2 separate regions of the Homo sapiens genome follow, and region 2 is linked to region 1. A link is a loop called in an ENCODE intact Hi-C map of the cell type or tissue named here. Cell type or tissue: MCF 10A. All regions are shown on one strand. Each heading gives the region's core, and the rest is flanking DNA. Links, peaks and the distances in the headings are about the cores only.

What was found. Peaks named below come from ENCODE experiments on the same cell type or tissue, not always from the same donor. Only the 100,000 strongest peaks of a DNase experiment are listed, where the experiment ranks them.
Region 2: it touches region 1 in a loop (9-fold over the local background); 5 of 110 quality-filtered maps call a loop at or near these places.

The regions. Positions count from the first base shown.
Region 1 is chr4:175,534,145-175,539,887 of GRCh38, reverse strand. No RefSeq gene overlaps it. Among named protein-coding and RNA genes, the nearest start is that of GPM6A-DT, 250 kb to the left of the region's middle. In MCF 10A, for the core only: a CTCF peak has its summit at 2,844 (motif pointing right); a DNase peak (open chromatin) is centred at 2,847.
Region 2 is chr4:175,416,464-175,422,206 of GRCh38, reverse strand. No RefSeq gene overlaps it. Among named protein-coding and RNA genes, the nearest start is that of GPM6A-DT, 370 kb to the left of the region's middle. In MCF 10A, for the core only: no CTCF peak of the experiment used is centred there; a DNase peak (open chromatin) is centred at 2,626.

The sequences.
Region 1 (5,743 bases), core at 301-5,300:
AGAAACAGATTGGTTTAAATTACTGAAATTGATAGGAACTTCGTTAACCAGATTCAGTCTTTATTGAATCCTTATTTTGTTTTGATTGAACTGGATTAGTAAGAGAAAGAGAGATGGTCCAAATCAAACAGAAACCAAGGGTTCATTTCAAAATACCATTTCTAGAGCTGTGTATAAATACCAATTTATTTACTTAACCTTTGGCATTTATGTCTATCCTCCTATTACATAACTGGCGTGCACCATTGTAAATGTGATGCTGTTTAAGAGTTTTTCCATTTAAATTGGAAATTTAAAGTCAAGTCTTCAGGGAACATTTGAGTGTTTCAAGCACTGATGACTTTTATTGCAGCTTTATCTTTGCCCAGTCTTTGAAAATTTTTTTCTCTATTCTATTTAGTATAAACAAGATCCACTTTGTGTCAGCACTCTGGAGATACAGATGAGTTAATGTAATTTTTCTACTTTAAGGTAAATGAAGTTAGAATTGTCTACTTTACTGTGAAAAATTCCAGTTTATCCATTTTCAAGCTCCTCTAAACCATCTAATCCCATTAATTAGAGTACTAAATCCTACATTCTTATGCTCAAGAATTTTGGAAAACATTTTAAACCTTTTTATTTTTAGTTTAACACTTTCCACCCCCACCCCCCACACCCCAACTGCTCAGTTAATCCTAAATTCCCCAGGCTCCACAGAGTAAATACAGTAATTTGTGGGATTTGTGGCTCTTTCAAATATCAGGTGAATTAAAAATATATATTTAAAAATCAAGCAAATTAAGTGAAAGTTCCTTAGAGGATATTTTGAGCACTTGATGACATGCCTTGGAGCCATGAAAGATATTGTGGTAGGGCAAAACGACTTCGAATGTAATATTCAGTTTTATTTTTCTCAGACTCAGCATTTCATTTGTTAAATGATCGTGATATCTGGAGAATCAAAACATGGTTGTTCCCTAGAAGCCCAAGACTTCCAAGTGGAATATAGGAACTGGTTCCTTTTAAATGCCCTCTTTGTTCCCCTCAACAAACAATTTATAAGCAATAGGATGGTGGTCTTCTGGCCAAAGCTTTACCAGAAAGCTCACTGAATCCTGGAATTCTTGAAAAATACATGTATTGCTTAAATACATTTAAGCCTCTAGAAGTTTATGGATGCTGAGTAGCTTGTCTGAGGTCTCCTGTTTGCACCATGACTGGCATCCATCTCTGAACTGTCTCCAAGCTGGGAAACCAATGGTGTTTCCCTCTCCTTTTGAATCAGGATAGCAGCCTTTAGAAAATTGCCCGCGTTTGAATCCTAGAACTGCCACTTACTAGCTCTGCAACCCTGGGTGAGATACTTAATCAATGACGCAGTTGTCCCACCTATAAAATGGGGATAGTATCTACCACATACATACAGGCTTTTGAAGTGAAATTGTAGTTAAATCATGTAAAGCACTCAGAACACTGCGTTTTATGCAGTAAGTTTTCCATAGGTGCTAGCTATAATTACTCATTTCATCCTTTATTATTTTAATTTGTTTTCCTAACCAGCTGGCTCCACCAAGGATTTGAGGTAGTTTACAATAAAGTCATAGATCTAATGGACAAAGAGAAAAATTCAAAACTAAAAGGATGAGGAGATGTTTTTTCTCAGGGAATGGTTCTGAGAAGCATTCATATGATTTTGATCAGAAGCAGTATCATAAGACAAGTGGATCTCGACAAACATGGGAAAATCTACATGACTCTCACTTATCCCCAGCTACTTCTAGATACAAAATATAATGACTAGTTTTCAAAACGTCCTATTTATTTTAACACTTCCTGTGAGAAAATGATGGCTTTTAATAGGTCTCCTAAATAATGATTTGGCATATAAAAATGCCTTAAATCCAGACTGAGAAATTAATGAGGTCATGAAAAAACAGTGTCTTTCTCTTTAGTCTTTTAGTATTTTGAGTAAATATGATGGGACCTTCGGTATTTATGACAGACGACACAACTGTTTGAAGAAAAGTTAATGATTATGGGCACGGTGGCTCATGCCTGTAATCTTAGCACTTTGGTAGGCCATGGTGAGCGGATCACTTGAGGTCAGGAGTTTGAGACCAACCTGGCCAACATGGTGAAACCCCGTCTCTACTAAAAAACAAACAAACAAGAAAACAAAACAAAACAAAAACTAGCCAGGTGTGGTGGCACATGCCTGTAGTTCCAGCTACTTGGGAGGCCAAGGCAGGAGAGTTGCTTGAACCTGGGAGGCAGAGATTGCAGTTAGCCAAGATCATGCCACTGTACTCCAGCCTGGGTGACAAATCAAGAGTCCAACTCAAAAAAAAAAGAAAAAAAAGATTACATTTTTCCCTTTTGCTGTATGTTTTTGAGTCTTGATCAAAGGACTATGACTTAGAAATTATTTTTTTTGGGTGCTTCAGGTACGAGCATTGTGATAATGGTTTCTATTAGCTGAATCATAAAGCTGTAGGAAGTACTCGGGTTGTCAGTTTATCCAATTTACCAATATACATTTATACTAAATAATGGATACATTACTAGAAACTAAAATGCTCATTTGTAATTTGTTGTTACGATTTTATTTTAGATGGTTAGTTTTGAATCACATTAAATGTTACTTTTATAGGAAAAAGAAACCAGAGCTATTGAAATCAATTTTATTTTTAAATCTAATTTCATTAGCATACAAACTGAATATGTATGTTCAATTTTATTATATATTTATAATTCTTTTATCTAATGCTGTGTATTCATCTAGAAAGGCTACAACTTCGTATCAAGCCTCGGAAACTCAAAATTGTCAAAAATGGAAGAAGGTTTTTAGCCACAAGGTGTCGTTGTTTGTCTTTTCTTTAGTGAGGTAACTGTGGCAACTTAGGTTCTCTAAAGGCTTATTGAATTAGGAAGCAGAATTTCTTTTACGGACAATAACTTAGGTTGTTGTCTTAACTCCTCTCATTCCATATATGATACAATTTCCAAAATTGTTTGCCAATTCTGTGTTTAATGAGCACAAGAGTCTAAAATAATACATGTTCTATGATGAGCTGCTTTATGGTTTAAAGTTTTTAAAATTTGAGATTTTTTTCCTCAGACATTTAATAAAATGATTTAATATGAATTAAACATAACTTCATAAAAAAACCAAATTGGTTTGATTTATTAAAATCAAACAGGGACTTCGTTAACCAGATTCATTTCTTTTTGAATCTTTATTTTGATGAAATTGTAAAGAAAAAAATTATAACAAATCAAATGGCATCAAGGTTTCACTTCAAAATGCCATTTCTAGAGATTTGTATAAACATATTTTCTCCTCAACCTTTGGCATTTATCTCTAGACCTTGTAGTACATAGCTGGTTCTCAGTATTGCAAACAGGGAGCTCCTCAGTTAGAAAGAGTATCTTAATAATTATGGCTACACAAAAGTTAATCAAAACATTTATACTCATAAAAAATTCCACAATGTCCTAGATTATTTCTTAATGTCTGATATTTTGGTTATCTGAGGAAATTTCAATGTAGATATATTGACCCAACCTTGATGTAAAGTAAAATAAGAAGTATTGGAGGTTTTGTTAAAATTCTAAAATCAGCTTATTTTCCATTAACAAAAAAGAGAACATCAATATCCAAGTATATTTATATAAATTGTAATATAATGGAAAAAATTTTAATAGCATATTTCCCAAGTACTGGACTTGTTAAATATGTCCAAACCAGCTACTTCTAAACTATATTACATAGAAAAATCATGTTATGGGTTGAACTGTGTCCCGCTAAATTTTATATGTTGAAGTGCTTACCACTAGTACCTCAGAAAGTGACCTTATTTAGAAATAGGGCTGTTATAGTTTGAAGTCAGGTAGCGTGATGACTCCAGCTTTGTTCTTTTGGCTTAGGATTGACTTGGCGATGCAGGCTCTTTTTGGGTTCCATATGAACTTTAAAGTAGTTTTTTCCAATTCTGTGAAGAAAGTCATTGGTAGCTTGATGGGGATGGCATTGAATCTATAAATTACCTTGGGCAGTATGGCCATTTTCATGATATTGATTCTTCCTACCCATGAACATGGAATGTTCTTCCATTTGTTTGTATCCTCTTTTATTTCCTTGAGCAGTGGTTTGTAGTTCTCCTTGAAGAGGTCCTTCACATCCCTTGTAAATTGGATTCCTAGGTATTTTATTCTCTTTGTAGCAGTTGTGAATGGGAGTTCACTCATGATTTGGCTCGCTGTTTGTCTGTTATTGGTGTATAAGAATGCTTGTGATTTTTGTACATTAATTTTGTATCCTGAGACTTTGCTGAATTTGCTTATCAGCTTAAGGAGATTTTGGGCTGAGACAATGGGATTTTCTAGATATACAATCATGTCATCTGCAAACAGGGACAATTTGACTTCCTCTTTTCCTAATTGAATACCCTTTATTTCCTTCTCCTGCCTGATTGCCCTGGCCAGAACTTCCAACACTACGTTGAATAGGAGTGGTGAGAGAGGGCATCCCTGTCTTGTGCCAGTTTTCAAAGGGAATGCTTCCAGTTTTTGCCCATTCAGTATGATATTGGCTGTGGGTTTGTCATAGATAGCTCTTATTATTTTGAGATACGTCCCATCAATACCTAATTTATTGAGAGTTTTTAGCATGAAGCGTTGTTGAATTTTGTCAAAGGCCTTTTCTGCATCTATTGAGATAATCATGTGGTTTTTGTCTTTGGTTCTGTTTATATGCTGGATTACATTTATTGATTTGCGTATATTGAACCAGCCTTGCATCCCAGGGATGAAGCCCACTTGATCATGGTGGATAAGCTTTTTGATATGTTGCTGGATTCGGTTTGCCAGTATTTTATTGAGGATTTTTGCATTAATGTTCATCAAGCATATTGGTCTAAAATTCTCTTTTTTGGTTGTGTCTCTGCCCAGCTTTGGTATCAGGATGATGCTGGCCTCATACAATGAGTTAGGGAGGATTCCCTCTTTTTCTATTGATTGGAATAGTTTCAGAAGGAATGGTACCAGTTCTTCCTTGTACCTCTGGTAGAATTCAGCTGTGAATCCATCTGGTCCTGGACTCTTTTTGGTTGGTAAGCTATTGATTATTGCCACAATTTCAGAGCCTGTTATTGGTCTATTCAGAGATTCAACTTCTTCCTGGTTTAGTCTTGGTTTAGTTAGTGTCGAGGAATTTATCCATTTCTTCTAGATTTTCTAGTTTATTTGTGTAGAGGTGTTTGCATTCTCTGAGGGTAGTTTGTATTTCTGTGGGATCGGTGGTGATATCCCCTTTATCATTTTTTATTGCATCTATTTGATACTTCTGTGTTTTCTTCTTTATTAGTCTTGCTAGCGGTCTATCAATTTTGTTGATCCTTTCAAAAAACCAGCTCCTGGATTCATTAATTTTTTGAAGGGTTTTTTGTGTCTCTATTTCCTTCAGTTCTGCTCTGATTTTAGTTATTTCTTGCCTTCTGCTAGCTTTTGAATGTGTTTGCTCTTGCTTTTCTAGTTCTTTTAATTGTGATGTTAGGGTGTCAATTTTGGATCTTTCCTGCTTTCTCTTGTGGGCATTTAGTGCTATAAATTTCCCTCTACACACTGCTTTGAATGTGTCCTAGAGATTCTGGTATGTTGTGTCTTTGTTCTCATTGGTTTCAAAGAACATCTTTATTTCTGCCTTCATTTCGTTATGTACCCAGTAGTTATTCAGGAGCAGGTTGTTCAGCTTCCGTGCTAT
Region 2 (5,743 bases), core at 559-5,558, 120 kb after region 1:
AATCATTCAAAATATTAGACAAGTGGATATTTGGCAAATCAGTATCAAAGACAGGCTGAAATGAGAAAATCCTGATGACCAAAAAAAAAAAAAAAAAAGCTTAAAATGAGTACAGTTTTGCCAATGGATAGTTGTGAAAGTGAGGAAGGCGAATTTCATACTCTTGACTGGATAAGAGTTGGAGATTGTCATCAGGTGCTATATGCGTGGAAAGAGTGAGTCTTTAAAGAAAACTAAGCTACCTCTGTATTGCAAAGGAAATGTCTCTGAGTTAGTGCTAGGGAAAAGGTACGTGGGGTCGTAGGGTCTCCCAAGATGCTAGAACGAGTGCAATTTCTCTGATTTGTCACTCCTGTGGGCAAGACCTTGCCTTGCCACTTTACATAATTCTTTTTTTCATGTCTCCTACGGGCACATAATTTTACCTGATGGAGCTGCTTCCAGAAGGGGAGCAGCTGAGGAGAGCTGAGTGCAGTGCAGGGAATTCACGGCTAGCCAGGCTTTTCTGAGTCATTGAACATCATCCTATAAACAAACATCTGACTGCTGAAGCTCAAAGTCCATTTGCACTTTTATTTCATGAATTTCATTCATGTCATTTATTTGCATTTATTCTTTTTCTAGGTGAGAATGGTTTTTGAATTTGATGTATTGGTTCCAGAGACTAACTCTAAAAGTACCATCAAAGTAATACATGTTTGATTTTTACCAATTAAAAAGCCATCTTTGTTTTTCAGTTCTCCAAGATTTTGAACATAGTGAGAATTGATATACCTTGGCAATGTTAGTTGCCTTTGCATGTCAGTAGTAAAAAGTGAATTTTGGAATACAAAGTCATAGAGAGCAGTTGGAAAGGAAGAGAAAAATAACTATTTTTGTAACTATTTTTGCACTGCCACCTCAATTCAATATGATATTTACTGAATTTCAGTAAATATCTAAAACTAAAATTCAACAGAATTTATACTTACAAGTAAATATATATTTTAAAAAAATTAATGAGTCTGGCATATGTCTTTCCTTTCTCTAGCTGAATCTTTATTTTTCATACTAAAGGCCCAGGTAAATTCAGGAATCATTGATAAATTAATTATGCAACCATAAAGAATTAAATTAGAATTAACATATGCATCTTCCTAATGTCTTTTTTTGGGGGGAGGTTAACTTCTATTTTAAGTTCATGGGTCCAAGTGCAGGTTTGTTACATAGGTAAACTTGTGTCATGAGGGTTTGTTGTACAGATTATTTCATCATCCAGGTATTAAGCCTAGTATCCATAGTCTAGATCCTTTCACCTTTCACCCTCCAAAGGGCCCCGGTGTGTGTTGTTCCCCTCTATGTGTCCATGTGTTCTCATCGTTTAGCTCCCACTTAAAAGTGAAATCATATGGTATTTGGTTTTCTGTTCCTGTGTTAGTTAGCTAAGAATAATGGCTTCCAGCTCCATCTATGTTCCTGCAAAGGACATGATCCTCTTCTTTTATATGGCTGCATAATATTCTGTGGTGTATGTGTACCACATTTTCTTTATCCAGTCTATCATTGATGGGCATTTAGGTTGATTCCATGTCTCTGCTATTGTGAATAGTGCTGCAATGAACATATGTGTGCATGCCTCTTTATAACAGAATGATTTATATTCCTTTGGGTGTATACCTGGTAACGGGATTGCCGGGTCGAATAGTATTGCTGCCTTTAGGTCTTTGAGGAATCATGACACTGTCTTCCACAATGGCTGAACTGATTTACACTCCCACCAACAGTGCATGTTTCTCATCTCTACCAATGTGCACTGATTTAGTACTAGATGTTTTCCATTTAGTAGAGGCGGCAAAAAGCATAGAAGAAGGGTGTGTTTTAGGATGTAGAAATATCAAAAGCTACTTAGATTTAATATCTGTGGGCTGAAACATGGTTAAAATGACAGTTTATCATTCATATGTAATGTCTTTTTGAAAAAAATCTCCACCATAAGGATAAATGTGATCAAGTATTTATTGTGTCAAGGAGGGTAATGTAGATACAAGCTTTCTATTTGTTTGCCAGAATCTTTTTAACCACTAAGAATTGTGATATGGAGATTGCAAATAGCAAAAGCTAATTTTCTGCATTCCTTCAAGTAATGTTCTTTTATTTTATTGTTTTGTCAAAGTCAGTGAATAGATATAGTTGTCACTTTTGCATAATGGTAGATGGTATTTCTGAACTTGCTACTGCTATCCTTATAACCCTAGCAACCGAAAACAAAAGTTATAATATTTTAGCTTCTTGTATGCTGTTGAAAAATAAATATGACAGACACATAGTATTAAAAAAATGACCCACATAAGAGGACTCGTTTAGGGTCCAGAATTCTTTTTGCCTCAAAGACAAATCTGAGCAAATAACACAGCAGGTAGATCTTGCTCTAGGAATAATTATTTCTAAAAACAAAAAAGAAATACTAATCAGTGGGCTGTGGGTGGGGATGGAAATAGCATTAAAATGCTCTACATTCTTCAGAAGTTACAAACTGCCTTCGATGCTGGAAAGCACACATAGTTACATCCCATTTCATCAGATCCATTTGTATTACTCAAGATTTTCTCACAGACACACTCAGAATAATGTTTGTCCAAATGTTTGGGCACTCTGTGACTCAGTCAGGCTGACACAGAAAATTGACCATGTAAGGAGGAAAAAAAAAATGTTCTCTGTAGCAAACTGTGTTGGAATTGTCAAGGACAAAAGGGATTCATGTTTCCCACCCCTACAACAGTAGCTTCACATCCCACTCTGACTCCCATCCCACCAATTTAAACTGCTTGTGAGAGGGGCAAATCACAGTTGCATCCCATGACATACAGAGCTTAAGCATTACTCCCTTACACAAGGGTTTGCTGATGTGTTAAATTCAGGTTAGGCATGACGTACATGATTCTGATGTAGTCATTCTGTATGTTACTATGTCCACAATCACAGCAATTATTACAATTGCCTGCTACTTATCTGTGTTTTCCTTAGATGGCAAATATTAGGGGTGGTGACAAGGTCTGTATTTTCATTATGATATACCCAGTGCCTGGTGTTTAATAAGAAATGTTCAATAAGGTTGGAACAAAGGAAGGAAAACATAGATAGGTTGATCCAGAAATGAAAATGAATGTTAACAATGGCAAAAGAGCTAAGCATATGGGAATATTTAAAAATTGGTCAGAAAAATATAGTATCATTGGCTTGAGATTGGTGAATACCAAAGAGTAAGACATTATTATAATAGAGGTATATATTTTGGGAAACACAGGGAAGGAAGGATAAAATGAAAACAGTTCTTTATGAGCTGAATTTTATGGAATACTTTTAAACCTCTTTGATCTGTTCTCAAAACTAACAGACTTAATTGAATTTTGTGAACTCCTGTTGGCCTTTTGGTCTTCAAGTTTTTTCTTGATTATTGCCTCATTGTTGAATGAAGATGAACCTCCTGTCGAGGGGTTACTTTTATAATGTAGGGTATTAGAGGGGTCAGGCTTGGGTCAGAAAGATTGGTAATTGCAAAAGTATGGGCTGCTGGATTAGAAGGGATGATTATTAGAGTCGATCATTTTGAGGCGTTGGGGAAATTTTACATGCAGTTTCTAACCTCAAAATTCTTTTTAAAAATGTTTTATTATATATTGGACTATTATAGTTGTATATATTTGTACAATACAATGTGAGATCATAATCTTTAATACAATGTGGAATAATTAGATCAAGCTAATTAACCTATTCATCACCTCAAATATTTAATTTTTTTATGTTGAGAACATTTGAAATTTACTTTCATAGTGATACTGAAATGTACAGTACTCAGTTATTAGCTATATCCACCATACCATGCTAAAGATCTTTAAAAAAAAAAACCCCAAACATTTATTCTATTTAACCAATGCTTTGTACTTTGATTATTGTCTCCCCATTACCCCAAACTTCTAGCCTCTGTAACCACCATTCTACTATTTCTGCCTCGATGAGATCCCTTGTTTTGGATTCCACAGCTAAGTGAGGTCATGTGGTGGTTGTCTTTCTAAGCCTGGCTTTTATTAATTAACACAGTGCCCTCTGAGTTTATCCATATTTTTGCCAATGACAGGATCTCCTTTATTTTTTTAAGGTGAAATAGTATTTCATTGTGTATATATATTACACTTGCTTTATCCTTTCATGTTAATGAACACTTAGGGTCAATTCCATAACTTGGTTATTGTGAACAGTGCTACAATAAATATGAGCTTGTACACATCTCCTCCAGGTACTGATTTCAAATATTTCAGGTAAATAGAAACATAATGGCTAAATCATGTGGTAATGCTATTTTTAGAATTTGAGTAACCTTTATAGAATTTTCCATAATGGCTATAATAATTTACATTCCCACCAACAGAGTACAAGGGTTCTCTTTACTCCATATCTTCACCAGCTTTTATCTTTTGTCTTTTTGATAATGCAGTTCTAACAGATGGGAATTGATCTCATTGTGGTTTTATTTGAATCTCTCTAGTGATTAGTGATATCGAGTATTTTTTCATGTATCTGTTAGCCATTTTATATGTCTTCTTCTGAGAAATGTTTATTCAGGTCCCTCGCCCATTTCTTAATCAAATTATTTGTTTTCTTGTGATAGATTTGTTTTGAGTTCTTTGTATATTTTGGACATCAATTCTGTATCAGATGTATGGCTTACAAATATTTTTTCCAAATCTACATGATGTCTTTTCACTCTGTTGTTTCATTGTTGTACAGAAGCTTTTTATTTTAATGTATTTTGTCTATTTTTGCTTTTGCTGCTTGTACTCCTGGTGTCAAATCTTAAAAATTATTGTAATAGCCAATGTTGTATATATATTCTCCTATATTTTCTTCTAATAGTTTTATAGTTTAGGCTTTATGTTTAAGTCTTTAATCCATTTTGAGTTGATTTTTGTCTATGGTGTGAGATAAGGGTTCGATTTCATTCTTTTGTATATAGATATCCAGTTTTTCCAACACCATTTATTGAAGAGACTGCCTTTTTACCATTATAAATTTGTGGCACCTTTGCTAAAAATCAATTGACCATAGTTACGTGAATCTATTTCTGTGCTCTATTCTGTTCCATTGATTGATAGCTCTATTTGTATACATGTACCTTGCTGTATTAATTACCATCACTTTGTAGTATAGTTTGAAATCGGGTAGTGTGATGACTGTAGCTTTGTTCATTCTACCTATGATTATCTTGGCTGTTTGATGTTTCTTGTAGTTCTAAATACAAAATATTAATTTTGTATTCAGATTTTAAAATATGAAAATATGAATTATAAGATTGTTTTTTCTATATCTATAAAAAACAACATTGGGATTTTGATAGCAATTTTGTCAAATCTGTAGATCACTTTAGGTTACAAGGACATTTAACAATATTAATTGGGCCAGGCACAGTGGCTCACACCAATAATTCCAGCACTTTGGGAGGCCAAGGTGGCAGGATTGCTTGAGGCCAGGAGTTCAAGACCAACCTGAGCAACATAGCAAGATACCATTTCTACCAAATTAAAAATAAATTAGCTGGGTCTAGTGGCACACAGCTATTGTCCTACATACTCAGAAAGCTGAGGCAGGAGAATCACTTGAGCCCAGGAATTTGAGGTTACAGTGAGCTATGATTATGTCACTGCACTGCAGCCCAGGTGACAGACCAAAAAAGCAAGACTTTGTCTTAAAAACGAAAAAGAAAAAGAAA